Regions from separate parts of the Mus musculus genome. Here region 2 is linked to region 1. Evidence: chromatin loops called from intact Hi-C (ENCODE). Cell type or tissue: left cerebral cortex. All regions are shown on one strand.

The links. A loop is a pair of places that touch in the nucleus more often than their neighbours do. Peaks named below come from ENCODE experiments on the same cell type or tissue, not always from the same donor. Only the 100,000 strongest peaks of a DNase experiment are listed, where the experiment ranks them.
Region 2: it touches region 1 in a loop (5-fold over the local background); 3 of 42 quality-filtered maps call a loop at or near these places.

The regions. Positions count from the first base shown.
Region 1 is chr3:85,390,897-85,393,396 of GRCm38, reverse strand. It overlaps Gm31359 (a long non-coding RNA gene), which reads left to right. Exons shown (of 4, transcript XR_375769.2): 4 at 1,127-1,852. Among named protein-coding and RNA genes, the nearest start is that of Gm52637, 6.2 kb to the right of the region's middle. In left cerebral cortex, a CTCF peak has its summit at 1,270; a DNase peak (open chromatin) is centred at 2,132; H3K27ac peaks cover 2,500 bases.
Region 2 is chr3:85,521,212-85,523,711 of GRCm38, reverse strand. No RefSeq gene overlaps it. Among named protein-coding and RNA genes, the nearest start is that of Gm31419, 31 kb to the right of the region's middle. In left cerebral cortex, a CTCF peak has its summit at 1,376; DNase peaks (open chromatin) are centred at 1,395 and 2,143; H3K27ac peaks cover 1,995 bases.

The DNA of each region.
Region 1 (2,500 bases):
CCTGTCCACAGTCAGATGCTCTCAGGTGGAATCAAGCATGAGAAATTAGAATCTCAGACTTTATCTGAGTGACCAGAAAGGCTCCACTCGGGTTGAGAGTCGAGGCTTTCCAAATTTAATAACCTTCTCTTCTAGCCAAATCCTAAGGTTGAAAGGGGAACCTTAATGATATGCCCTCCTCTTCTGTGTAGTGCTCAGTGGTCTGATGGAGCCTCTGAGAGCAGATATGAGACTGGCAAGGCGGCTCTCATCATAAAGGAAATGCATTTCAGGGTTTCCCCACTTGTTCTGTGACAGTATTGTCCTCCTGTCTCTTTCTCAGTAGACTGTATATGACATAAATGCCTATACATTGTATAGCTGGAACTGTCTCTCTAAGTGTCAATTGGCTAAATGTCAGTAGTCTCACTGTATGTTAGTCAACTTTCTGTTGCTATAACAAATACTGGAAGTAAACGAGTTTAAAAAGAAGAAAGGTTTACCTTGGCTCACGGTTTTGGAGACTTTAGTCCTCATTTGGGGACATGTGGTGAGCCAGCACATGAGGGTTAGAGCATGTGGTAAAAGGGGCCACCTGCAGCATGACGGCTGGGAAGTAGAGAGGTCAGGGCAGGGGCAAGGTCCAGGGCCCTTCAAAGGCACACCCCCATTGACCTCATTTCCTTCAAATAGGCCATATTTTCTCAAGATTAAATCAGCTCCTATTAATGTAACAGGCAGGAGGCCAAGCCTTTTAGCACATGGGCCTTTAAGGATATACTTCATTTAGACGTTAGGACCTTACAAGTAGGCAGAGCCGAGGCACTACAGTCTCTCTGCAGGTCTAAATTCATGTTTTTGTTTTGTTTTGTTTTGTTTTTAAACCAGCAACACATTTGTCTGGTCAAGATGGTTGTAAACTCAGAACTTCCCATTTTTACATTGCGGGTCATGGGGACAATTTTAGGGAGACAAAGAGGCCATCTTGAGGGTTCAGAGTTGGGGAAGCAGGGGAAAGGGACTGAGCAGACGTGTGAGCTGGGTAGAATCTGGACCATGAGATACACCCACTCTTTCACATTCCAATGACAGCCAAGGAGGACCAGAACAGAGGCAGGAGAAACTGACAGCTGTATTTTTTTTTCAGATACCCTTCTATTTTGACCTGCATATCTCAACTTTCAAGACATGGCTTCTTCCCCCAGAGAAGACGTCTCTCTGTGGTATACACTATCTGTTAGGATGAGCAGAGAACCTGTTAGTGACAGAGTTGGTAAATAGTTGCTCCCAGCCTCGGGGCCCCCTCTGGCTGCAGTTGGCATTTATAAAGTGGATGTGGATGGAACGCCCCTTAGGTCTCACTCAGGACTGGGCCCTGAGCCCCATCTCTCAGCTCCTCTTTAGAAATTACTGAACGAACCTTATCATTTGCTGGACATTATGTTCAGCACCTTGTAATTGTCAACTCGTTTAGTTCTCATAGCAACCCCGCTGACGTAGGTACCATTATCACCTGCATTCCACAAGGTCAACATTGTCCCTGAGCCCACAGCTCATGGTACAGAGACAGAAGCCCTGCCATGTAGTCTGGTCAAATCTTACCTACAAGGCATTGTTTTAGACTCTGCAACTAAGACTACCCAGCAGTTCACATATCCTTGGGGCTTTCCCCATGACAAGGCTAGATGAGGGGCTGAGTACTAGTAAGCATCCTGTGATTTTTGTCCCTCCCATGAGGTGCCCCAGTCCACGGTACCTACTTTGCACTTAGTGAATGTGTTTTCACTACATTTCCTCACCTCCACCAGCTGGGCCGCTATGTTCTCTGTGGTATAAGTTGTAGAATAAACAGTTTTGCTTTTTTCTTTTTGCATCTCAGCTGCTGCTCAGACCATTCGCCGCACTCCTGGGTCTCTGTACCTTGGCCTCCTCCTGACTGTTTGTTATTGTGAGATATGGCTCTAGGCTGCCAGCTAGGTGTGACCAACCTCTCTTGGGTCTGTTTGTTCTACCACACATAACCACCCACTGCAAAAAGTGGCACCCTTGAAAGTACCTCCTCCCTCAAGACTTCTCTCCTCTGCCCCGAGAAGTTGCCTAGCAACCTCCCTCTTCCTTCTCTCTCCTGATGCTCTTGTGCAGCTCCATTCTCATTTCCATCACTCCAGCACCCACCCCCAGCTTCTCTTCAGTGCCATTAAGCCACACATCTCTGCTTCAGTAGCCTACTACCCAACTCCCACGGACTCCATTATGGAACACTCCTGTGCTGAAGCATCCTTTCCTTCTCTTCTCCTTGACAGCTTTGTGGAACTCTTCACACCATCCTTTTAATATTAACCTCAAGGGCAAACTACCAAAGGAGGCGGCAGAAGCAAAAGGCTAATCAAGACAAAAGACAGAGAAGCAAAAGTCTGCAAAAGCAAATGACTGGAGTTTCCTGAGGTGTCCCCATCCTTAAGAAGTTGGACCGCATTAGGCTGTAGCAGGCAGTGTAGGAGGTGGCCCAAAGTGCAGCCCC
Region 2 (2,500 bases), 130 kb before region 1:
CATCATGCCTGGATCTAAATTTAGCTGGGTCGGATCTTGCCCCATATTCCCTTAATCTCCTTTATCTTCACTTATCTCCTAGAGCAAAGGATTCAGTTCCATTTCCCTTCCTGGGGCCTGCTTAATACTTGATCATATATTTTATAGTTTTTCTTTCTAAGCTTGCTATACTTGTTCAAAATGCTCTTCATGAGACTTAACCAGAGAACAAAGTCTCTGCTGGGCTTTTTTGAGACTACCTTTGTCAATGCAATTAATATAAACCTCTTTACCTTAGACTCAGGTAGACTCTTCAGACAAGGGCAAAAAGCAGCCACACTCTTCACCAAAATCCCACAAAAACAGTCTCTAGGACACATTCTGAAATTCTTCTCCACTGAAACCAAATCTGCACAGTTCAAACCATACTCAGCCACAGAGTCTTCCATCTTCCTACCAGGATGGCCCAGTAAGCCTAACTTAAAGCATTCCACTGCTTTCCAAAGTCCCAAAATCTACATTCCTCCAAACAAAAGCATAGTCAGGCCAATCACAGCAATACCCCAGTCCCTGGTAACAACTTTTGTCGTATGTGCCAGGAAGGTGTGTACTTAGGACTCATCAATGTGATGAGCCACCTGTCACAGTAGGTGAGACACAGCAGCTATTTAGTCCTTCAGAGACAGCAAAAACCTTAGAGATCATCTCGCCTAAGAGAATAGGGGAACAGACCTGAAGGTTCCCACCCACCAGGCTGTGTGCATGCTGCAGACTCTCTTAAAGGAACAATTTACCAAGAGCCATAGTTATTGAGATTTTGAAATGTTAGGGGCCTATTTTCAATCACCATGTCTCAGCGATTGGGCTATTGCTATGTTTTAGAAAAAGAGTGCTAGTTTTTCTCCATCCAAGGAGTCACTGAATTGGGCTGATGTAGAACCAGAGACTACTCCTTTGAGTTCTCATCAAGTCAAAGGAAGGATGTTTCTTTTGCCATGTAGTCTGATAGGATAAAAGGTGCTTTATGCAACTGAATAGTCTGTCTCCATCAGAAGAAATAGATATCAGGTTTTAAAAAGGTTTACTAAGTCCTGGCAAACAACAAGTTTTCTCTTAATTTTTAATCTCTCTCTGTCTCTCTCTGTCTTCTGTCTCTGTCTCTGTCTCTGTCTCTGTCTCTGTTTCTCTCTCTCTCTCTCTCTCTCTCTCTCTCTCTCTCTCTCTCACACACACACACACACACACACACACACACACACACACAGGTCCTTAGATTACTATGGTCATGATGCTATATGTTCCTAGGCTGGAGTGTGGATTAACAGACTAGTTGCTCATGGATTTGACTTACTGGGAGTGTGCAGCCCTCCAGCTAATGTCTGTCCCAACACAGCACCCCTAGTGGCAGTGGGCCCATGTGTACCTTAAAATACTTGAATTCTCTTCATCTTTAAATGTTATGGTAACATCTTTCTATTCCACAATATATTCATTATTTAATTTTTAAATAAACATTATTTATTTTTATAAGCAAACATAATCAACGTACATATCTCTTCATTTAATACTCAAGGCTAATCCTCTCCACCTTTCCTGGGGACATCTTTGAAACATTCAACAATATCCATCATTCCTATATTTTAAGGATATTTGTTACTTGGAGAATTGGAAATCCTTCCCCTGACCATCATTAGAAGGGCATGACTTCCTACTTACACAGTTTGCAATGAGTTCTGTATTTCAAGTCTGTCCCTCCTGGCACATTCTCCCTCAGTTGTGGGATATAGATACACTCTTGCCATTGCTTAGTAATTCATGTTAAATCCTTTGGTCCCCAGGTCATTGTCACATGCTTTCTTTTTTTTCTGCTTGGTCTTAGCTTCTTAGATAACTTCTCCCCTGCCTCAGGTCTTTTAAACAGTTGCATATCCTAAGCTCCTACTTCCAGCCCCTTCACAATCTCCCTAGATCTTTCTAACCATGAATGATGTCATTGTCTACATTCCATTATTCCTGAGTCTTCTTCTATAAAGAGCATAACCACTTTAGTGAAGGCCAGAAACCTATTTTTATCAGCTCCCTGGATGCATCTGAACAAATGCCCCGTGCTACCTCAAATTTAAATGCACTGAACTCATTACATCCTCCACAAAATCTGTTTCTCCTCCTGTGTTCCCAATCTTAAACACCACCATCTTCTCAGTCACCTAAGTTAGGGACTTTGAAGTCATATACAACACCTCCTCCTCAATTCCAAGGCTAGTTGCCCAATCTGGGTAAATGTAGCTCTAACACACACACACACACACACACACACACACACACACACACACACAATCTGTTTGCTCTAGCTCAGGTCCACAGCTCCTCTTGCTTAGCTTTTGGTGAGCACCCCTGGCTTACAGACAGGTGCTTTCTTCTCTGTCCCCGATGAAGGAGACAGGAAGCTCTGTTGTCCTTTCCTCTTCTTCTAAGGACAGTCACTCCACCATGAAGTCTCTAGACTCTTGACTCCATCTAA